2 separate regions of the Homo sapiens genome follow, and region 1 is linked to region 2. The links are chromatin loops, found by intact Hi-C in ENCODE. Cell type or tissue: GM12878. All regions are shown on one strand. Links, peaks and the distances in the headings refer to the core of each region. The heading gives the core; the rest is flanking DNA.

Region 1 (6,693 bases), core at 1,671-4,170, 730 kb before region 2:
AGGTGCCTCTCATCTTCAAGATGCCCTCACCTTTTGGAAGCTAAGTGGGAATGGTGGAGCTCCACATAGAGTAGGCAAGGAGCAGGCTGCATGCACGAATGTTTTAATGCGGGCCTTAATCTAAGAGTTTCTCAAAGTCACCCGTGGTGCAGCTTCATTCACAGCCAAGAGAATAGATAGGGATTTGTGGCCAATATTTCATGTGGCAAGAGTGAGGATTTGTCTGTAATGCTCTGTGTTTGTTTCCGTAAAAGAACATAGTACGGCTCCTGGTGGCTTTGGTAAGAAGCTGATTGTGGACAGAACTGAATGCGTAATTTATTCAGAACAAAATGAAAATATGAACACTTTTACAAAATACATGAATAAAAGTGCCGTTAAAGGTGCTAACATATCATGTTTTTACATTTTCCATAGTTTTTCTCTTGACTTATCATGATGTTTTCAAATGTGCTATTTAATGTCATAATAAGTAAAGACAAATTACCATTATTAATTATTAGCATGCATTTTACCATTCATCTTTACATAAAATTGGCAGTTGCATTTTGTAGCTCATACATGCATATGTATTTCATTCTTACCAGAATGGTGGAAATGCTGCACAAAATAAAGTCAATTGCTTTTATTTCACTTCATGATATGCACACTTTCTACCAACTCTCTACCTTTGGCTGACTAATGAGTGAGAAGCACTCAAGGAAAAGAAACGTGGGTTGCTCTTTCCTTCCTTTCCTCCTAAGTCATTATTTTCAAAGTATGTGGTTGCCTAATACAGGGAGGTACCTCAGGTAAGAAGGGACAGGATAGGGTGCTTTGGTTGTTTGGTTTTTTGGTTTTTTGGTTTTTTTGAGACGGAGTTTCACTCTTGTTGCCCAGGCTGGAGTGCAATGGCGTGATCTCAGCTCACCGCAACCTCTGCCTCCCGTGTTCAAGCAGTTCTCATGCCTCAGCCTCCCGAGTAGTTGGGATTACAGGCATGCACCACCATGTCCAGCTAATTTTTGTATTTTTAGCAGAGACAGGGTTTCTCCATGTTGGTCAGGCTGGTCTCGAACTCCCGACCTCAGGTGATCCGCCCGCCTCGGCCTCCCAAAGTGCTGGGATTATAGGCATGAGCCACGGAGGCTGGCCGGTTGTTTGGCTTTTTAAAGGCCATTGGCTTCTTTCTGAATTTCAAGCGAGCTCTTGTTTAAACAGATCATGTGCAGCTTCTTGGGGCTGTCTTCACTCCTCTTATTCAGTGGTGAAGGGAGTGAAGATTGGAGAATACTAAGGAAGGAAGACATTTTTGGGGTAGAGAGGTAAAAGTTTTTTTTTTTTCTTTCACTGTTTTTCCTTGGTGGTGGCAGTAAGTGTACCTCACACACTCTGTGTGTCCCTCAGGGGCCTTTTATTTTTTTAAATCTCAAGGAAGTTATGAGCTGTGCCTGGGTCTGGGCAGAGGGCTGAGGCCTGGGCTGCAGGACTCTGGAGCTGCCTACACTCACTGTGGCCCCCACCTTGGCACAGCCCCTGCCCCTGCAAGCCAGGGCTGGGGGACACTGAGCTCTGCACATCCCACCCTGACAGAGGAGTGGAGTCGGGCCAGAGACTGCTCTTCTTCCTGATCTTTCAGATAGTCCTTTCAGCCTGGAAGGGAACTGTTTCCTTCCGCCCTGCTTCTTGAGCAAGGGACCCACGTTGGCTGCCTTGGTTTCCTCAGCTGCCGCTCTCCTATCCTGCTGAATCTGCTCCTGCGTTAATCTCTCTGCCAGGTTCCTCTCTCTGTGCATGCCACCAGCTGCCCAGTGCAGAGTTCTCAGCCCTGCCTCCTGGGCCCTGGCTTTGTCATGGATCACCACTTCCTCTCTGCTTAATGGAACCCTTCCCTGGTTCTTAGGACTCTCGGCTCCTGGTTTTCATCCTTCTTCTCTGAACACTTCTGTGTTTTTCTCCCCGGTCAGGTACTTATAACTCAAATTTATAACCTTGGCTTTCATTTCTAAGCCAAGTGTAAAACCTGCAGGTATAAAGAAAAAAAAACGCACTTTTTTTTGTCAGATATGTTAACATCATATCTGGCACTAATTAGCAAATAACTTTCCAGAAATATGTAACCTGTCAGCAGCATAGCTTCTAATTCCAAAGTTAGTTCTGTCAGTATACATGTAGATCTTGATATAGATCTTTATATAGATACAGACATGCACATAAAATTTCCCTTAGTTCTAGCCATTGGAAAGATCATATCTTAGGGTTCCATCATTATAGATACATCTACAATTCTCCAGGTGACTCGTTTTCACAAAGGAGCAGGTGCCTGTGCACAGGGGTATGACAAGTTGGTAAAGTGAGAAGGCATTCCAGGCAAAGTGCACAGCGCAGGCAAGCACCTGAAGCTGGAGAGAGCCTGCTGTGATGGGGACCGTGGGTAAAGGGAGGTGGATCTGCAAACGGAGACAAGGTTGAGGTCATCCCGTGCCCCTGATAGTACTCTAAGGAATTTAGATGTTAGTTTCAGTGACAAGAACCATTTGAGGATTTTTAAACAAGGGAACGACTTGAAAGGATTCGTGTTAGAATATAGATTTGATCTTTTTAAGGGCACAGAGAACTCTCAAAAGAAAACTCATTCGGGCAGCAGGATATTTAAAGGAGATGTGAAGAAGGCCAGGCACCCCAGCAAAAAGTGACAGGTCAGGACAGAGGCAGCAGGGCGTTGTTGTTTAGGCCTGGGCAGACTGGGGCAGCCAGTAGGGAGCAGTTGCTGGATAGTGGGGGCTGGGGGTTGCGGACGGAACAAGTAGAGGTAATCTAGTATCATATTAAAGAAGATGTATTGAGACTTGTTATTTAAACAGAGCTTGTTTAATCTGTATAAATACCAGTGGTGACATTTTGCTTAAAATGTTAATGTTTTTAGATTTTGCATGTTTCTATACAGCCGCTGCGCACATGACCTTTTTTGTTCCCTTCCCCTCTCCTGCCCACCTTGAGTCTCCTTTCCCCTTCCCTCCCCTCTTCTCCCCTTTTCTGCACTATCCTCTCTGCTCTTACATTTGGTTTTGTTTTTAAATGTTTTACCTTTTAAAGAAAGCGTTGGGTTTCTGATTGCAACTTCTCCTAAATCCACTAGGTGGAAGTAAAGTATGCAATTTTCTTTTTCCCATACCATTGCAACGTGTTTCAAATGTAAACGGGCTCACATTAAATATATGAGTTTTTACAAAAGTGGAAAATATTTATTATATATCCTTTTGGAAATATCAAAAGTCAGATAAACAAACTAAAATTAAACTGTAATGCCTATACCACATTCATAGCTAACCACTCTTTCTCTGCAATTTATTTTAAATTCATATATTTTGTAGTTAATTGGCATCATACTTAAAAAATCGTTTAGTTCCCTAATTTATTTTACCTACCACTGTATCCTAGACATTTTTCTACATTATTCTCAAGACTTTAAAATTGTAATATAAAATTATAATTGATGTATATTGTATATGCCTCTATATCTCCATAGATATAGTGAAGGTTTTATAAATAAGACATTTATAGTCATACATGTACCTGTTTGCCCGCATCTCTGGCCTTTTGAAAGATAGATTCACAGAATTTTATTTGAGAATCAAAAGGAATGGACATTTTTAGGACTCTTGATCTGTTGCATTGTTTACAAAATGGATGAAGCATGTACCTGCTTGTCACAGCTATATCTGAGAGGTCCCTGCCTCTCATTCCCACCCCCCTCTCCCCGCCACCCTCGCCAAATCTAGATCAGTGTCTTTTTCTCGTTAAGGAGTCTTAGTCTTCTGACTTTACTTCCAAAGAGGTAATGGTAAAACAGCTTGGCCAGATTCCTGGATGGACGCTGATGGACTCAACCAAACTAATTTTTCTTCTTTGTGAATTTGCCCAGTGTCATTAATCAGAACAATTTTTGAAAGTAAGAAGAAAGGTATTGGCCAGCAGATGGCGCCCTAGAATAAAACAGAGGTAGATGAAGAAATGTTGATTTTTCTTGCCATGATTTCTCTCTAAGCAATGGTTGAATTTGACATACGTATGCTGTAAGGAAGTTGTTAAGAATAAAAACAGCCAATGCTCAGAGTTAAGAAAATGCAATGGTTTAGCAGGAATCCATCCACGGGAGTACAGAAAGTTGAAAATGTTCAAAATTTAACACTTGGCTGTGCTACATTTATGTTTGCCGGCTTAGGTAGGAGTTTGAATGCTTTCCTAGTGAGGACCCGAGAGCAATGATGAGTCGAGGTCTTCATTCCTAGTCAGGCCTCCTCAAGCTCATATTTTCTGTCTTTTGTGAGGCATTGTTCCTCCTACCATGACCCAAGGGCTTTACACATATACTAAGTAGAAAATCTAATATCTGTGCTTACAATATGTCTTCTCTGTAGTACAGGTATTAAAATTACAATTTCCCTTCTTAAAGATATGGTAGGATCCAATAAAGGAGCACTATGGAGCTTTAAAAATGATGAATATCTCTAAACTTTCACTAGTAACCATGATAAAATAAGTTTTATCAGATCATCATTGTCTAGAGATAGATATATAGAGATAGATGGATAGAATCTATGTATCAACATCTGTGTAATATATGAACGACACATATTCATTTTAGGTTTTCTGGTTGTTCCTGGTGGCAATGGTGATCTGATAAACCTATTTTATCACAGTTACAAGTGGAAGTCTAGAGATATTTATCATTCTTTAAAGCTTCATAGTGCTCTCTTTTGTGGCTGTTTTACAAAATCCCTGTTGGTAAGCACCCTTGCCTTCAAAATGTGATTATTAGAAACTAGCAAATGAAAATTTCCCAGTGCTTTTTTTTATGGTTTTATAATTTTTTGAGGTATAATTGATATGCAAGAAACTACATATATTTAAAGTGTACAATTTAAAAAGCCTTGACAGAAGTACACACCTATAAATCAATCGCCGTAATCAAGATTGCTGACATAACTACACCCCAAAAACTTTCCTTGTACCTCTTTGTACCCCTTGTACCTCCCTCCTTTCTCCTACTTCCATGGCCAAGGAACTACTGATCTGTTTTCTTTCATTATGAATTAATTTTGCTTTTCTAGAATTTTACATATATACTTTTATGTCTGTCTTCTTTCACTTTTGAGATTCATTTATGGTTGCATGTATTAATATTTCATTCCTTTGTGTCATTGTGTGATAGAGCACATTTTGTTTATCCTTTCACTTTTTGATGAACATTTAGATAGCTTCTAATGTTTTTAGTATTTACAAAAAGCTGTTGTAAGTATTTGTGTGAAAGTCTTTGTACAAACCCATTTTTTTTTTTTTGCCCTTGAGGGAAATGCTTTGGAGAGGGATCATATATTAAGTGCACATTCAATTTTTTTAAAAATAAATTTTATTGTGCATATTTAAGATATACATTACATTTTGGGGCACATATAGCCAGTAAAAAGGGTACTGTACTGAAGCAAAGTAACATGTCCATCATCTCACATAGTTACCCATTTTTTTGTGTGTGCATGGCAAGAACAACTAAAATCTACTCATTTAGCATGAATTCCATATATCGCACGATTTTATTACCTATAATTCTCATGTTCTCCCTTAGATCCCTAGACTTGTTCATCCTACATATCTGTTACTTTGTATCCTCTGACCTACATCTCCCCATTACCACTCCCCCGACCCCCATGTCTCCCTGCCCCCCACCCATTGCCCCTGGTAACCACTATTTTGTTCTCTGTCTCTGTATACTTGCATTTTTTTATATAGAAAGAAAAACATTACATCTCACTTACATGTAGAATCTTTTTAACAATGTGAAACATTTAACCTTTTCATAAATCAACAGAAAGTTTCTGATGGCAGTTATACTATTTCACATTTCTACCAGCAGGAGAGTTCCAGCTCCTTTACCTCTTCCAATATGTGGTGTGGTCCGTGCTTTTACTTTGAGCCATTGTATTAGGTGCATACTACCCTCTCATTGTGGTTTTAATTTGATTTTTCCTATGACTAATGATATTTCATTTGCTTGGTTGCAAAACATGCATCTTTTTTGGTGAAGTATCTGTTTAAATCTTCTGCCCATTAAAAAAATTAGGTTATTTATTTTTTAGTATCGAGTTTGAGAGTTTTTTTATATTTACTGAGTAAACTTCTTTACTGTATATATGTTTTGAAAATGTATTCTCTTAGTCTATGGCCTGTCATTTCATTCTCTTGACAGTATCTGTAAGAGTATCCTTTGAAGAACAGACAGTTTTAATTGTGGTGAAAACTAATTTATCAAGTTGTTCTTTTATGGATGTTATTTTTGGTGTCGTATTTAAGAAATCTTTGTCTAAGCCAAAGTCACAGGTTTTCTCCTATTTTTTTTTCTAAAATGTTCTATAGTTTTAGGTTTACAGTTTTGGTCTATTAACAATTTTGGTCTATTAACAATTTTGAGTTCTTTTTTTATGGAGCAAATTATAGGCCAATTTTTCTTTCCTGTGTATGAATATAAAATTATTCCAACATGATTTTCTGAAAAGAGTATTCATGTTTTTGCTGAAACCACACTGTCTTGGTTACTGCAGTTTTATAATAATTCTTTGAATTCTATATTGTGATTCCTCTGTCTTTATTCTTTTCTCAGGTTGTTTTGGATGGTCTAGGTTCTTTGTATTTCCAGACAATTGATTTTTGTATCTT
Region 2 (6,693 bases), core at 2,774-5,273:
CCTGTATTTGTTTTCTGAAACATTTACTGTTCCTCTTTGCCGTTGTGGTTTCTAGACTTGGTCAGCGGGTGGAATAATCTCAAGAATCAAATCATACTCCTTCCCAAAGCCTGGCCACAGAAAGGTGCTAAAGCAACCCCTGCTTGCTGTCCAACTAAGTGGTAGGACCAACGCGCACTCAGCTCCCGCCCGCCCAGTCTGCCCTGTGTGTGCGCTGCCCCCCATCTCTTGCCACTCTGCTTCCAGGCCTCTTTGCCCTTGCTCACACCTGCTGTTCCTGGGCAGCCGCGCCCCAGGTACATCATGTGCTTTTCATGTGGGTCCTCAGTCCGTCAGCTGGAAGTCCAACAGTGTGAGCATGCTTTCTGTGCTCAAGCGTCATTTTAAAGTCGTTTCAGTTGGCGTCATCCGTCATAGCTAATTATCATGTCCGAAAATCTTTTCAAAGATGGCCCACTTACTTTTTGGTGGCCAGACTCACGTGTTGCAGTGTTCTGGTAATTGATTATGTAAGTTACGTTGTGATGGAGGGAACACCAAGGTTTTGTGAGGCGCGCTGCACAGTGAGGTCAGGCAGTGCATGGTAACTTCATTATGGCTTAGACGTCTAACATAGAACTGCAAATGTGACATGTAAAGAAGAGGTGTAATCTGAGGTCTAGAAAAACCAGTTTTCTTTTTGAGGCAGTAATGTTGACATCTCATTGATTTCCATGTTTTGTTCTATTATTGGATTTTGAGGGAAAATAAAAATAAGTTCTTTTTCATGACTTTTATTTATAATGACTTATTTATTCCTTCCCCCAAAATATGTATATATAATGTGTTTGAATTGCTTTTTTTCCATTCTACTTTTATTATCAGTGGGGTAAAATTGGTTCTTTTATCAGTAATTCTTTTTATTTTCATATTACTTGGTGTTTTTACCGACATTTTAGCATATAATTGAGCATCCACTCATGAAATAGATTGCCTAAAGTATTTACTAGAAACAACAGAAATAAAAGACATAAAACCCTTGAGATTTTATTTAGTAATAATTTTCCAAGTTTACTCATACTCAAGAAGTTCTCAATCGTGTTGACCACAGAACAGAAAGATTTAATGCAGTGTTCGAGAGGAAGAAAAGGTTTATTTTACACTTGAATAAAGTAACTATGTCTGTTTTTCATGTTTACCCAAGGCAAAACACCCCCACAGATTACTCACAGTGGCTAAAGAAATACCTAGAAAATAAGTTTTGGTGCATCTTTAGACTACAGGAGAACATGTCAGAAAAAAGTTGAAGAAAATATCAGTGACCACCTAAAAATAAAGAAGTATATGTGTAGATAACAACCATAACATCATCAAAAGAGAAATGAGAAACTGGGAGTAAGTAGCACTAATGCTGACACATAGATTAATAGCTTTAATATACAAAGAGATTCTAAAAATAATTAACAAAAATATTAACTGTCTACTAGGATAATTGGCAGGGAATATCAGTAGTAGTTTATAGTAAAGCAAATATAAATAGTTCTTAAACATATGAAATGTTGTTTAACTTCATGAGAAGAGAAATGCAAGTTAAAACTATGGTGCTTAACTGTGTCCACCTATGATCCAAATTTTAAAAGCTTGATAACACTGTAGTAAAGGCATGGTAGATAAGCACTTTCACTCTTCCTTGGGGAAGTCTGAAATGATGCAATCTGTAAGAAAGGCTCTGCAATTTTATTTCTAAGTATGTACAGATATTCTTGCATTTGTGTGAAATCATGTACATGTGAAGGTGTTTTTTCCAAAATTGTATAATTGACAAAGTCTGATAATAATTTAAATGCCTATCAATGGAAAACAAATGAAATTGGTTACAGTAAAATTGCTACTATGGGAGGCAGCTGAGATCTAGAATTGTTTTCAAAATATAATTTTAAGTGTAAAAGTCAATGTCCTGCAACACACACATACACATACATATATGCAGAATGTGTTGATATCGTATACAGTATCCTAGAAAAATACAGAAAATGCTGGCAATGCTGGTTGCCTCTGGAGTAAGAGATGGGAATGTTAAGAAATCCCACTTTTCATTGTAAACTCTGTTGTATCTTTTTAAATTTGAACCTGTTAAGAAATTTTAATCAATTTTTTTAAAACAGAAAATTAAATAGTAGAGAGTAATTAATCTGATTAATATTGTGAAAATACCTTTCTGGCAAAAAAAAAAGTTTGCTTTCTATTTAAGTTTAGAAGAACTTTAAAGTATACATTGAATTTTTTATAGAAATAAGAAACTGGAAATAAATATTACTAATGATGACACATATATAAGGCCAAAAATATCAACAGATAATTTTTAAAAGATCAAGGTTGTAAGGTTTAAGCTATAGATTAAAAATATTTTAATTGCTTATCAGAAATATTTTAGAGCTAATATGTATATTTTCACAAACAAATGGGGAACTTTCCATTATGTAATCAGTCATGAGAAAAGAATTGTGAGAATTATGTCAAATGTCCCATCATGTTAGCTAAGAGATAAATAACTTTCTTGAACTTGTTAATTTGCTCAGTGTACATAGTTGTTTTAATAATTCAGGCACAAAAAATACATGTTAGAACTTGAACTACCTATAGCATCTAGATAGTTAATGAAAAGTATGTTTAGATTTGAAGATGATTATGAATCAGATAATTTAAATTTTTCATAAAATTACTAACAGGCTGATGCATTTTAAACTTGTCTTTAGAAATTAGTAGCTTACTGCCAAGCACAGTGGCTCATGCCTATAATCCCAGCACTTTGGGAGGCCGAGGCAGGTGGATCACTTGAGGTCAGGAGTTCAAGACTAGCCTGGCCAATATGGTGAAAACTCATCTCTATTAAAAATACAAAAATTAGCCAGGCGTGGTGGCACACGCCTATAATCCCAGCTACTCAGGAGGCTGAAGCAGGAAAATCACTTAAGCCTGGGAGGTGGAGATTGCAGAGATCGTGCCATTGCCCTCCAGCCTGGGAGACAGAGCAAGACTCTGTCTCAAAAACAAAAAAAGAAAAGAAAAGAAAAGAAATTAGTAACATACTTATAAAGTATAAACAAAATTAACTTAAGAATACAACTAGTAGTCTTTAAATGAATTAAACCCCTCCCAATATTAGTCCTGGAATTTCTTTCTCTGCTGCTTTAAGCACAGAACCTTATCCTTCTTTTATGGAAAATAGGTGGAAATTAAACAGCAACATCTCTAAAAAGACTTCCAGGGAACTTTTCAGCTTTGCATTTCAAAGGCACATCCCCTAAGAGGATTAAACTGAAATGTGTCCCAGAATTTCCAATTAAAACCCATTTTTCATGTTTTATTCCAACACATACATTGGTGATTATAATATTTTAAAACTTACATTTAAGTACAGGGCTCAGTGGGAAGAGAAAAAAGAAAGAAACATCCTCAAGTTGTACCCTGTTGCTTGGTAATGCCTTAGTAGACCAGACCCTTGAGAAAATGTGTTTTCATATAATTATAAAGGAACAGATTTTAGATCTTCACTGTAAGAGAACAGTAATTGCAGAGGTCAAGTGTTATTTTCATGGATCTCAGAGCAAAGCTAATAGTAGCCTATTCCCCAGCCAACAGTCTGCCCTCGCCTGTGGGGGTCTACTGAACCAGGGTAATTCCACCAAAAAAAGGAAACCAAACCTAGTTTATTGCAGCCAATATTTCTAAAGCCAGCTGGCTCTTTTGTCACTATTATTGTGATGACTAATGACTGTATTGTCATCTGCATTACTGCTGTTGCCTAATTTGAAAATGGCCCAAGAATCTGGGAGTAAAAATTAAGATCTAGTAAATGGATGTTAGGACACTTGGCAATACTCTGGAATCAGGAAACTCTGAATGGACCTATCAGTTCCACAGACCAATAATTTTTTCCTCTTTTGTTCACTTTTGGATCACCAGCTTTTAAACATAGGCACTCAAAGAATGCTTGTCAAATACATTTTCTATTCGCAGTTAAACCTTACCAATAGGAAATCAGGGATAATAATTTATAACTGGACTTATTATTGCAGAGTGATATCCTTACCTGAATTTATAAAATTTAAAGAAAAGTCACCAGTTGTTCTTTTGGAAGGTAGAAAGCGAAGGTGGCTAATGCCATCTAGCGGTGGACTGAAGGTTTGAGCCTGTTCTGAGTATTAGCAAAAATGAAGAAAGTGGAATGGTCAACATTTCATTTACACCTTGTTGCTCACTGTGCAGAACAGATGACACTTATTGATTGGGACAGAATGGCTCTCTCAAATGCAAACATAAAGAATAAAAGGTTAATAGTAATGTAGACCGGAAATATATTTTTTATTAAAATTAAATGTCATTACATTTTTTAAGAATAGTATTTTTACAATTTATCATTATGCCACTGTGCTCATTCTTTACAAACTCCTCAAATTTTTCTTTTTAACTGAGCATTTTCTTTTAGAGATTGTTTTGGTTATTGTTCTACTAAGTGGCATATTCACCAAGTGCTTTGGGAAAGATGAAGCATGGATTTTGCATCTTCATCTTTATCATAAAGTAACTACTGTTCTTTTAACTGACTCAATAGGAAACCTCCCATTTCTTCCACATTCTTCCAGTTGTGGCATCATTCTTTGCTCCAGTCCTGTTAGTCACCAGAAAGAGATAGGGGCAGGGAGCCCAGGGATCTGGGTAGGAGAGAGTTGATGTGGGGTTGTTGAGAGACATGAGGGTTCTTTGTGGCTTGGCTTAAAAGGCTTATAATCACATAGTGGTCTGTGTTGGGCAGCATGGAAATGAAGCCCCAAGCTTTATTGGCTATAAACGTGGAGTTCTAATTTCCGAGGAAGATCTCCCATCTGTTTCCCTATCCATAAGCCAAGATAGACTAGGGGTGAACAACACACTGCTAGTGAGAGTATAAATTATTTGTGCCCAGGGGTTTAGATTCTCTGTGTCCATCGCTACTAATTCTTACTCATTCCTGACACCCTAGTATCCCTTTCAGCATATTTTGACAACCCCATCTCTGTTTTAAAATTCTTCCCTGCAGGATTCATATGTCAGGGAATTGCGTTCTGGTTTAATTGGAACAAGCCATTTGGAAGTCCTCCTGGTCTGGAGAACATTCTGTGAGGTAGAGAGGCTGCAACCCCAGGATAATGTCCTCAGTGGGAGGGACAGGAGGTCTTATGTCAAGAAGAGGTGATGGTCCCTCTCCTCACCAGTGATGGCTAGTCCGAGGACATCCTTTAATTCCACATCTGTTCAAGTTTTGTCTTTGGATCTCAGAATGTGCCTGCCTGCAGGGAAAATCAAAGGAGTTGAAATGACAGTAAATATTAACCTTGAAAGAGACTTTAAAAAAAATAAAACTATTTTCAGCCTAGAATTGGTTGCGGGAGAAAACTGGGCAAAAGAGGAGGACAGAAAGCCTAGGGGATCACCCAGTTTCTGTCAGGACAGTTTTCCAGAGGCAGGATAATTATATTATAAATCAGAAGTGAAACCACAGCACAGTCCTGTAATCATATGTAAATGTTTAAAAGAAATAGATTGTCATTTGGAATTATTCATTCTTATTTCTCTTCATCAGCATAAAGGCTTGAGAGAGAGCTAATTTTTAAAGCACATTAGATTATACTTCACATCTCCTAGTTTTTAGAAGTGATTTTCATTCATTCACCCATCCATTCATTCATGTGTTTGTTCAACACATTTTTATTGAGCGTCCTTGTGGACGTGGCACAGTTCCGAGTGCAGTGAATAAATGTCTCCCCCTCCTTGAGCTTATATTCTATTTTTATTTTTGATGTGTCATAGTTACTTCTGTTAATCAGTTCAGTAGAAGTGCTGAGATACTCTGTGACAAAACAGATCCCATCGACATCATTTTTACAAATAAGACCAGATGTCCTTTAGCCTTGTCAACAGGCTTGGGCCATGGTGAACAATGTCTGCCTCTGAAGTGCTCAGCAGACCGTGTGAAAGAAGAAGGTCCGGGTGTTTGGAAACAATGGCTGAGTGGCGGTAGTGGTGCATTGTGACCTCATTATTCTGCTTTTGGTTTCTCGCCTTGTAATATGAATAAGGCACATGAGGATTTAGTGTGTGTCATAAGATAAGTGACTGTCACGTTAAGCTTAATGTCTCTGTTTCTGTAACTTTCTCCATAATCTGGCAGTATCTCATTTCTTCGTGGCCAGTGTTTGGGCACTGAAAAGGTCAATCAATACATAGAATTGTGACTCAACTCACGCTGAAAAAAAAAAAAAAGCATCTGAATCATGGTTCTCCTGTGAATTAAATTTAGTAGCAAGAATCTTGTTTTAATTTGGAAGAAAGGGTGGGTCAGGAAAACTCAAGATAGAGACTTTCAAAAGGGAAAGTCCTTAGGATAATGAGTAGATTTCCCCCCCCAGTTGTTTCATGATATAAACTGATGTGGACCAAATAAATACCTGTCTCACAGGGGTACTGATTTCCAGCATTAGCTGTGGCAGCTGGAGCATTGCTGGCCTAGGTGGCAGCAACTGGCCTTCCCTTGGGACCTGTAGTTACTGACCAGTGCCACCCTCTGCCATCCACCCCAATGCTGCTGCATCTCCACCGAAGATAAAGACTTGGGTGGAGACTTGGAAAACATATGTGCGTTGGAGTTGGGAAGTAGGTAGGAGCAGCTGATGA

The links. A loop is a pair of places that touch in the nucleus more often than their neighbours do. Peaks named below come from ENCODE experiments on the same cell type or tissue, not always from the same donor. Only the 100,000 strongest peaks of a DNase experiment are listed, where the experiment ranks them.
Region 1: it touches region 2 in a loop (7-fold over the local background); 75 of 110 quality-filtered maps call a loop at or near these places.

What each region holds. Positions count from the first base shown.
Region 1 is chr9:90,138,817-90,145,509 of GRCh38, forward strand. No RefSeq gene overlaps it. Among named protein-coding and RNA genes, the nearest start is that of MIR4290HG, 100 kb to the left of the region's middle. In GM12878, for the core only: CTCF peaks have their summits at 3,109 (motif pointing right) and 3,957 (motif pointing right); a DNase peak (open chromatin) is centred at 3,995.
Region 2 is chr9:90,867,076-90,873,768 of GRCh38, forward strand. It overlaps SYK (spleen associated tyrosine kinase), which reads left to right. Exons shown (of 14, transcript NM_003177.7): 7 at 56-124. Among named protein-coding and RNA genes, the nearest start is that of SYK, 69 kb to the left of the region's middle. In GM12878, for the core only: a CTCF peak has its summit at 4,151 (motif pointing left); a DNase peak (open chromatin) is centred at 4,146.